Regions from separate parts of the Mus musculus genome. Here region 1 is linked to region 2. A link is a loop called in an ENCODE intact Hi-C map of the cell type or tissue named here. Cell type or tissue: left cerebral cortex. All regions are shown on one strand. Each heading gives the region's core, and the rest is flanking DNA. Links, peaks and the distances in the headings are about the cores only. Region 1 overlaps Nckap5 (NCK-associated protein 5). Region 2 overlaps Nckap5 (NCK-associated protein 5).

Region 1 (5,387 bases), core at 125-5,124, 68 kb before region 2:
AAGCCTATTCATCTCTCTCCAGTTCTTTTTTTGGCTTTATACTTTAAAAAAATTTTTTAAGGTAAAGGAAAAGCAAGGCTAGACAGGAAATTGTTAAGACCATCTCATGCAATGCAGACCCTTTAGTAATACTGGGAATATTAGTAATATTACTGGGAATAGTAATATTTGGCACAACTCGAGGGTTATTCAAAAGCAATAGCTTTTTGGAGCTGCAGCTTGAAATAGAGGCTTTAGGGCACCCTTTAAACCACTGCTAAGAAAATCAAGTTAAAATAACCTTTATGAGTCTGGTCATAGAGAAAAGCATTTTGTATGTGATGGGAGCATTCTGTCATTTATTCCCTGATGGTACCTATTTAGAATTCTCATTTCTCAAACTTCTGTTTGCCTGGGAAAATAAAAAGAGAAAGCAAAGAAAAGAAATCACAGAGCATGAAGTGGCCCCATGTTGCTTTACACCCTGTGTTAGTTTCCTTTCCTTTCCTATTTGATGAGGAGGGCGCAGATTCCCAAGCCTCTCCCAGTACATCATCTGTTTCCCAAATGTGATACGGATGAGCCAATGATTCCCAGGAGCCCAGGCTTGGGCAGAGCAGTGAGCATTGGTGTGAGCACGGTCACTTCCTTCTAAGTGACCTTAAGCAACCTTTCCTCACTCTCCCTACCCGATACTGAATCACTTATTTTTCCAAATGCTGGACAGGAATCTATTACAAACAGAAATCTGTAAGAACAAATGTATACTTACTGAGATGTAATTAGCTCTAATGTATATTAGCTGAGCCTGAAGCCTTTATTATACTTTACTTATTTAGTATGTGGGTATGCATGTGTCATCTTACACTTGTTGAAGCGGAGGACAATGCCAGGGCTTGGTTCTTTCCTTCTACCATGTAGGTCTAATCATTTGGAAAACTCAAATCGAGGCTGTCTCTGATTAGACTCTCCCTGCTTTATGAAAAAAAAATTATGTGCATGAAGGCCATGGAGATGGCACAGTTCATAAAGTGCTTGCATAAGGACCCGAGTTCAAAATCCAAAACCTATGGATTTTGTTGTTGTTGTCGTCGTCGTCGTTGTTTGTTTGTTTGTTCACTTGGGAATGGTAGTGACAGTCCATGATCACAGTGCTGAGGAGGCTGACAAATCCTGGGACTCCCTGGCCAATCTAGCTTACTATGTGAGAGCCACAGGCCAGTGAGAGACTCTGATTCAAGAACTTCAAACCTGAAGTTTTCCTCTAGTTTCTGCATAGATATTAACACACACTCAGGTGCATGCACATAAGTGTGCACATGCAGGTATACACACACACACACACACACACACACACACTTGTCTTTGCTTTCATAAGTCAAAGGTTCTGATTCTTTTTCAAACAACCTTCCTTTTCTCCCCAGCTGCTCACATAACTGTCATTACAGCTACATTACACCACATTACAGTAGATAACGAGTAATTGGCCAGTAAGTGCTTTCGTGTGTGGCTCAATTCATGCCATACTTTCCTCCTCTAACTTACTCTCTAGTCCTGCATTTTTGTTTTTCATAGATTTATACCATATGGAGACGTAACGCACGAGCAAGATGTCCCAGCTAAGACTCTAAGAACATGGTCCTTAGCTGTGACACTTGGGTCTGAGCTGCTGGGACCACTGTTGCTCGGTAAAACAAATCCAAAGCCTTATTCTTTTGACCACATTGACATCCCATAATTTTCAGCCAGTTCATTAGCATTGGTAGCTAGTGCTACTGTAAAGTGGTCAGGGCTCTTGATCTAGTCTTTAGCCAGGGAAGTCTTTTCATGTTGACTTTGGCAGAGGCATTACAGCCCATTTGTCTGATGCATGGGGGAGATAAACAGGACACCTTAAGAACAGACATATTTTGCCTGGCCTCCCATTCCCCATTCTGCTATGATGAATGGGACCCACCCTGCTCACTATCTTAACTTCAGTGACAAGCTTTCCCCGAGAACAAGCACAACAAAACGCTGGCTGGGAAACTTAGCTGCTTCTGAACTGGGCCCAACTGTGCACCAACGTATTTCCTTAGAGGAGACAAGTTCCTTCCTTGGAAGAGAGCACATTTAACCGTGGAAACAGGAGCAGTCCATGGGCTGGGTGTGACTTGGATGTTCTTATCCGAATCTCTGCCCATCTGCACAATAGTCAAGGGATCCTGAGAATGGAGCGCTAAAAGCCTCGTGGAACTAGAAACTGGCTCCGCAGAGCTGGGGCTTTTTGTTTTTTTCCCCTTGATGATATATATTTTTAATTCAGCATAAAATTTTGCAGGAATTTCCACTCGATGCTGCCCGGAAACTGTGCTGCTCTAATTCCCTCACAGGGATGCAAAAGCATTTCCAAACAGATCGAAAGGTGCTGGCCCAATTGGAATCACTGAATCTTATTCACTCTGGGGCCATTGGTATGTGAGTAGAAAGCCACATAAATTTCTCCCTAGGCAGGCTTGTGCAAATTCTGCATCAGGAAACTTGCTGTATGAAGAGGCTCCCGTTGAATGAGAAGACAGCTATGCATTCAGTGGCGAAACTGATTTTTCCACACAGAGTGCAAAAGAGTCTCCTGAATGTTAACAAGTAAATCCCAAGTGTTCCTACTCCCCCACAGCAGAATGCAGAACGACATTTATGGGTATGGTATGCGTGTGTGTAGAATTCCACTCATCCTGCAGGGGAGGAAGACAGAAAATACCATGTGGGCAAAAGGACGTCATAAAGAAGTACAACCACAGCTGCCACTGTCTTGCTTAGATAATATGGATGCAAAGTTAGTGGCTACACCCCAAGAAACTAAAGATGTCTTTATATTTTCTACATGGAATGAGCATTTAAAATGAATGTACTAATCACTGACATAATTCTTTAAGAGCAGAATGGTTAGTGTTGGCTGGGGAAATGAGTTTGAGGCTAAAACACTTGCTCTGCTATCCTGAGGACCCACATTTGAAACCCAAAGCCACATAAAGCCAGGCATGACAGCATACAGGTGTGAGCCAATGCTTCTATGGTGAGAAGGGGGGCGAAGTCAAGAGGATCGGTGGGAGCCTGTGGAGCAGCTAATTTAGCATACACAGCAGTGAATCTCAAAGGGATTTTGTCTCAAATAAGGTGGAAAGCAAGGACCAACACCCAAGGTCTTCTCCATTCCACCTACCTCATGCACACAAACACACACTTAGATACACATATACATCTCTCTCTCTCTCTCCCTCCCTCTCTCTCTCTCTCTCTCTCTCTCTCTCTCTCTCTCACTCTCTCTCTCTCTCACACACACACACACACACCATACATCAAGAAAAAAAGATTAATCATTTTTACCAGTCCTTATTTCCAGTCTTACAAACTTGTAATATATAATTTCTAAACCCATCTGTGTAATACATTTCATAGACCCCTTTTAAAAAAAGCAATACCACAAATAAATCCAGCTTAGGTTTCTTTTCCATATTTTATTTTGTGGAGTATCTGAAGTTAAATGTTGGAGTACAAGCTTGTATAAAATACCTTGAATGTCAAAAAAATTACTATTTTTACCAAATATGTATTATTTGGATATGGATCTTTAGATTGCTGAATTCTTTTTTATTTTATTTTTTTATTAGATATTTTCTTTATATACATTTCAAATGCTATCCCAATTTTTTTCATTAGAAATTTGACTGCTGAATTCTTAAGTTGGTGCAACTTTGAAGATACGAGACAGCTCAATATCCTCCATATTTATGTTTAGTGGCCATTGATAATGGGAAAGGCTTCTTTTAATGTGGAGAGAGGCTACATGGGAGACTCTAGAAAATGAATGTACCAACTCAGGACCTTGTTTTTCCTTTTCCTTAAAATGAGAAGTTCACCATTTTATTTATCTCATAAAACAAAGCCCAGAATGTAGATTAGATTTCTGTGCTCAGTGTGCACTGGGGTTTCGCAGGTCTGCAGTCAGAGAGAGGATTCCAATGTGTGAAATCAGGCATACATGCTGTCGCCTAGGAAGTAGGTTTGTTGCCTGTTGTGCCTGGCTCCTCCCTGTGTGGTTATGACCCTCACCATCCTGCACGACACTCTCTGTTTTGCTATGCTTCAAGATGTGCTTGGGGCCTGAGGAGATAATAGCTAAGTCTACAAGGTACTTGGCTTGCAAACATAAGGACCAGCACTCTTGAAAAAAAAAACCAAAACCCAATGGCTGTGGTGTTCTTTTGTAATGGCAGTGCTGGGGAGCTGGAAAGGGGCGAGATCCTTGGGCTTGATGGACATCCAGTTTAGATCATTTGGGGGAGCTCCAGGCTAGTAAGAGATCCATTCTCAGGTAGTGTCCAAGAGGAATGACACCAAGGTCATCCTCTGGCTCGAACATGAACACACACACACACACACACACACACACACACACACACACATGCAGAGAGAGAGAGAGAGAGAGAGAGAGAGAGAGAGAGAGAGAGAGAGAGAGAGAGAGAGAGAGAGAGTTTCTGTCTCTCCATTTTTCCTATTGATGAATAGAGGTTTAGGTACAAATCAATAGTCCCTCTGGATCTCAATGATATCCACGCTACCCATTAAGTGGCTACAGTTATCTGCTGTTAAGTTTTGGTGGAAATTCAAGAGAAAGGCAACAACTGGCCATATTGGAAATGGAATTACAGCATTAAATTTTGTGGGAAAGAAGGTGTAGCTATGGCGGAAAGGCGCTTTAAGAATTCAAATACCAACAAAATTCTTGATGGGATCTACTGTTAATTTCTATGCTTCCTACAATATACACTTACCCATAGTACTTCAGGCGAGCATCAGATAAGAAACTGTATACCATGACACACCTTAATAAGCACACTGTGTTATTAATGTCTCTCCAGCTTCAACACTCACACCCATAGTGCAGTAGTAAGGATTAGCTCAAAAGCTAAGGCCTCAGATGTCTCTTTCCAGATACAACTTGGGATATAGCCCTTCCTTGTTATGGTTATGACAAACTTCTTCTGTTTAATATCGCTGACTAGCTTCACAGGATCCAGAATTATCCAGAAGACTAATAATCTCTGGGCATGTCTGTTAGAGTTTCCAGATATATTGAAGTGAGGAAACCCACCTTGCTGATGAAAAGAAAGAAGCAAGATGAACACCAGCCTTATCTCTCTGCATCCTGATCTCTCTGTAGATGCAACATGACCATCTGTCTCACACAACTGCCCATGTGCTTTCCTGACCAGGATGGAATGCACTCTTATACAGTGAGCCAAATTTTATGATTTAATCCTTAAGTGGCTTTTGTTGGGTACTTTGTCAATAAACAAAAGTAGTAACTATTTTGAGGCTAGTCCTACTTCCCTTAGAGAGGTGCTAGGAGAGAACACAACAAAATG
Region 2 (5,387 bases), core at 307-5,306:
AACCCTGTCTCCAAAAGTTAAAGATAGAATAAACACACATATGACAACAGCGTGTACAATCTCTATCTTATTACAATCAAAATTTAACAGAATACATCTAGCACCATCTAAAAATTCTAAAAGCAAAACTAGGAGGTGGATTCGTGGGTTGGGAAGGGCCAAGATTCAAAGACTGGCTCATGAGGTGAATCAAGTAGAGAAGGTTAACATCTGCCTCTGTAGCAATAGTGAGAAAACAGGGCACTCAGACAGCTTGAAAGTATGAAAAAGAATGCCCACATTTAAGATTTTCACGTAATCCAAAAGGAAGGGAGCAAAAGAAAGAGGCAAAGAATGTGAAAGAAAAGAGAAAGTCACAAAAATAATGCAATAAAATAAAAATGGAAGACCTATATCTACATGTCAATTACATTCAGGCAATTCATATAAATCGAGCAATGAAAAACAGAAATTGGCAGACCCTGCAGAAAGTGTAAAACCCAATCAAGACCGCTATAAATAGAGTGGTAAAACAGAAAACAGTTGTGAAAATACATACTATCCAAACATGAATTAAAAGTAAGTTTGATGAAAGTTTTGTTAGAATGATAGAATTACTCTGTGTATTATAACCATAGAATGCAGTATTTATAAAACTATATATTTATCAATAGGTTTCTCTATATAAGGAATAAACTGTATTTATGTTAATTTAAAGCCAAAGTGTTTGCATTTTCTTTTTAATTTATCTATATATTATATGCTATGTAACCCAAAGCATATGTTCTCTTTCTTTGTGGTTCTAGGGACTCAGTTCAAGGCCTTACTCAATTCAATTCAAGGTAAGTACTCTACCACCCAACTATATTCCCATCACCATCCCAAAGTGTAAGCTTTCCAAATGAAAGTTTTAATAATCACATGATGACCATCTCTACAAAATGGAATAACAAAATATTTATTTTAAACTTAAAGCTTAATATAAGTATCTCAGTCAGTGTTCTGTTACAGTGAAGAGACATCATGCCCACAGCAACTTCTATAAAGGAAAGCATTTAATTGGAGCTTGCTTACAGTTTTAGAATCTAGATCCATTGTCACCATGGCAGAGAGCATGGTGGCATGCAGGCAGACATAATGGTGGAGAAATAGCTGAGAGTCCTGCATCCAAATCCATAGGTAGCAGGAAGAGAGAGAGGGAGAGATGTGGGGACTGCCTTTGGCTTTTAAAACCCCAAAGCCCACTCCCAGTGACACACTTTCTCCAACAAACCACACCTCCCAATCTCTCTTAAGTAGCGCTACTCTCTGATGACCAAGCATTCAAATAGATGAGCCTGTGGTGGCCACTCTTATTCAAACCACCACAGTAAATCTATCCACAACTAGCAGACCGTTCAACTACTTTGAAGAGACTAGAGATGACAAAGATTTATGCAAATGACAGGATGCAACCTTCCCAGAAACTAAAGGATAGTAATTTCATACTCCATGTGATAACCCTTGCATCATGATGGGGGTTCCTGATAGTCTCCATGTCTCTGGATTACACTACTAGTCTGTCTAGTAGACCTTAGGATATAATGGCCACTATCCAAAAGTTACACTAGTCATAGTATAACAGCCATCAGTTCTAGCATTTGGGGGGTGGGGGGAGTGGGGTAGGGGATGAGATATGAAGAAAGAAAAAAAAGGTGTCAGAAAACTGAAAGGAAGCCATTAAAGACCTTGGAAGATCCAGGAACCATTCCCATTCTAAGTCCCACTGAGCACTTCTTTATTCAAAGGATGCTGGGAAATTTAGTTGTCTCAAAAGTACATGCATTGTTATTCTCAACTATACAGGTCTTTTTAAGTTAGAGGAAGAAAAGAATGAAAATGTGTTGTGCAGGCAAATAGCACTCTGGTTGTTTTGACAACTAGCCACAAATTTTGGTGTTGGCTTCTGGGAGAATTTTATTGTAGAAAAGCAATTCTAGTCAGTGAAATTCAACATGAAAAAGAAAATGGAGAACAATAATCAGATTCTTGTGTTTGTAGAACCAGAGATGTATCTGTAATGCCCTGTACACTAGAATATGACAGTTATTACAAACACAGTTGTTTGAATATATACTGACAGGCACTCTGTGCCTCAAAATTATAGAACCATCTTGTGATTCTCTTCCAAGATTAATGTGTTGATCTGAATCCAACTGGAATCAGCGAAGATGCCTCTGCTGCTACTTGGAGCAGTGAAGGGAAGCACAAAGACACGTGTTTTCAGGCTCTGACTCACTTCTGGTGAGGATTTTGTTTGCTGACCTTCTTCTAGAAACTTGGATGGTATGAGTAAGAAAAGGTCATTTTACAGCTTCACACAGTCCAGATGGTGACTCTTCACAGAGAATCTCCTTCTGGTGAAAGCTAGAAAAAGAGTTCTCACTGCCTACTTCTTTTACCATTTTGTTTCTGGCCAATATAAAAGAAGCTCTGTTTTGAGGACAAACTGTTTGCCTGTAATGGAAGGGTGTTTTTGCAAACATAGGAGAACATCGGGGGGAGGGGTTGAGGGGGGGGGTTGGAAGGAAGAATGTGCCAAGGCTCACCAGCCATTAGAATATGCATGCATTCCCCATCTTAGCCTACTGATGCTAGACCACTAGGGTACTAATAAAAGCCACAGTGAGAGCAGAGGCTGGAGTTAACCAGAAGAGTGGGGGGATAGAGGGTCTGGAGGCCAGAGTTTGGAGCACTCAGTGAAATGCATAAGAAGGTTTGCCAGTAGGTATGAGCTAATCTATGATTCTCTAATAGATGAGATAATCAGATAAGAGGAGCCTGAGGATGTGTGATCGCAAGCCCCTCCAAAGACTCCAGGGATACATGTGAACCACTGCTGTTACTCGGTGCACCCCTGCTTCTAATGTTAATAACTGCCAGCTTTAACAACTGAATTAGAAGGGAAGGTGGCTTAAGGAAGAGCTCCTCTGATCACCTGATAGACAAAGAGCTAAATATGAAATAGCTAAGACTGCAGATCCATCTTAGTGGCTGGGATAGAGTCAACTATTTGTCATAGAAAAACATCAAAGTGATCCTAAAAATGTGGGCACAAATGTGAACGAAGACAGAGTGGTACAGTGGAAAACACTGGAAACACCTACAAGATCTGATAGTGCTAAGGCTGGCAATATGACGAAGAGCTGAGAGTCAAGGTCAAAGCTGGAGGCATATAAGGATGACAATCTCGGGTTCAGCTTCTCCCAAGTGGATGTACCTCTCAAGAACAGTGCATCATTTTGGGCCTAGGTAGGCGACCTTTGAATTGGAATGTGATGATCCAAGCTCAAACCTCAACCAGAGTTCCTCCAGTTTCTGCCACTGTCACATGGGGAAATCCTTGACAAAGGAAATTCAGTGGGTTTTTTCCTCTATTGAAAGCCCCTCCCATCTGGTGCTGTTTCACCTTCCTTAATTTTTCATTTTCTGAAATAATTATTAAGAATTATTCCCTTTTTCCTGTTACCACTTTGCATATGTTCACAAGAGTCAATGTCACTAACCTTTTAGGCATTACATACAGAATTTGGGGTTGCTGTCCTTAGTCAATCTTTGATGGCTGTTAACATTCGATATCTTATATATTTGAATCATGTAAAACTGGGCCATGAAAGGGCGCATTGGTCTCGAAAACTCTATCATTCTTAGGAGCAATTTTCTCTACATTTCAGAATACTAAATATCTGTATTATTCAAGACATAGAGTGGCTTGTTCAGGAATCAGACACAGAACTTGATTCCAAGTTTCATGACTGCCAGGGCAAGACATGCTCATGTTTTCCAACATCAATCACAGGATGTATGCCATCTAAAAATAAGCCCCAGACAAAACCAAAACCTGACTCTCCTCACTGACGATGAAGAACACAGGAAGGTAATGGTTGGTCCTACATCTTTCTCCAGTCAGCCTCAGTACTATGGCCTCAGGTTCTTTATTTATAAAGCAAGAAGAATGTCTTAGACTAAAGAGGCCCGGTTGAACCTGAACATTGGCAGACCTGTTTCTGAACCCTATTAGGTCAGAGACACTATCATACAGCCAGAAAAGTTCTTGGATCACCTTTTATAAACTGATGGATCCCTGCATAGAAGCTGGAGGAGAAGCGTTAAGACCTCCTGGAGCCAAGCTCTTCGTGAAAGGAAAGGTCAAGTCTTGATTAGGATTCTGTAGTTCTTTCCTCCAAAGTGGAGCACTCCATCCTAGAAGGAAGCTTGTCAAGACCAAGCAAGTCAAGTAAACTTAAAAGGCTCTGAGAAATCCTGAAAGTTACAGGACTTACGAGGCTCTTCCCCACGACCATCAAATCAGCAACAAAACTGCTGTGGAGAGGAGACTCTCCCAGGGGCTGATCTGCCTGCAAGCTATGTAGGGAGGTACAGTGATAAAGATTTCAAGAGACTTTACCCATGAGGCAGTGGGCATTTAGTCAAACAGCTGTCTCTGAGCCACCCAGGCTCCTCTAATCACTCACTCAAGCTCCTGGAAATGTCTATTTCCCCCTTCTTGCTCCTGCAGATAACGCCCCACTCCAGCTCAAACAGATAACCCCTTCGTCCCTCCTGCTCCTGTGAGCAACCCCTCACCCATGTGCCTATGAATAATGTCTTGCCCATATTCCTTTTAGTAAACCCACACCCATGATCCAGTGAGTAATCTTTAAGCTATGTTCCTGTAGGTTACCCCTTACCTGTGCTCATATAAGTAACCCTTCCCCAATGCTTTTGTAAATAACTGTAATAAAGTCACTGGTTTACTAAATGAAACTAGGTTGGGATCCTTCTTTGGTTTGTCACCAGTGCCCTGTGTGGGGTGAGCAGACCTGCTCCCATCGTCCATGGAAAGCCAATATACAGCACTGGGTTTTTCCCTTCTCTCCTTCAACTGAGCAAGTTTTTAGAAGAAATAAAGCCCCACAATAGGAACTCACTGACAAGGGATTTATTCAACAAAGTGATCTCCACAGGCTATGCTGGGCTCGTTCAGATGCAGTTCAATACTCAGTCTCTTCCACATCTATATCTTTTGTCCTACGCAATGGTAATTGATGGTCAGCATCACAGCCCCGAGGTCCGGCAACTCACTGACTCATCAAAGGGAGATGCAATTATGTTCGTAGGGCCAGATGGACTATGGCAGCAAAGGGGACTTGGAAATTGAGGAGGGTTGAAACTAAAGATTTTCTGATTAATTCTTAGCAAGCCAAATTTAAGAAGGAAAGATTTCATTGTGTATAATATTCTAGTTGATAGGGAAAGATTTAAAAGTTGAATTACATTAAGATACTCGGACTTTCAAGGCTTCTGGGGAGATGGTTCACTTGGTAAAGTGCTTGTCATATCAAACTCAGGTCCTCATACCTGCATGA

The links. A loop is a pair of places that touch in the nucleus more often than their neighbours do. Peaks named below come from ENCODE experiments on the same cell type or tissue, not always from the same donor. Only the 100,000 strongest peaks of a DNase experiment are listed, where the experiment ranks them.
Region 1: it touches region 2 in a loop (13-fold over the local background); 2 of 42 quality-filtered maps call a loop at or near these places.

What each region holds. Positions count from the first base shown.
Region 1 is chr1:126,262,469-126,267,855 of GRCm38, forward strand. The region is part of intron 5 of Nckap5 (NCK-associated protein 5); the gene reads right to left. Among named protein-coding and RNA genes, the nearest start is that of Gm35562, 220 kb to the left of the region's middle. In left cerebral cortex, for the core only: a CTCF peak has its summit at 2,686; DNase peaks (open chromatin) are centred at 2,149 and 2,662.
Region 2 is chr1:126,329,944-126,335,330 of GRCm38, forward strand. The region is part of intron 5 of Nckap5 (NCK-associated protein 5); the gene reads right to left. Among named protein-coding and RNA genes, the nearest start is that of Gm35562, 290 kb to the left of the region's middle. In left cerebral cortex, for the core only: no CTCF peak of the experiment used is centred there; DNase peaks (open chromatin) are centred at 2,290, 3,153 and 3,226; H3K27ac peaks cover 514 bases.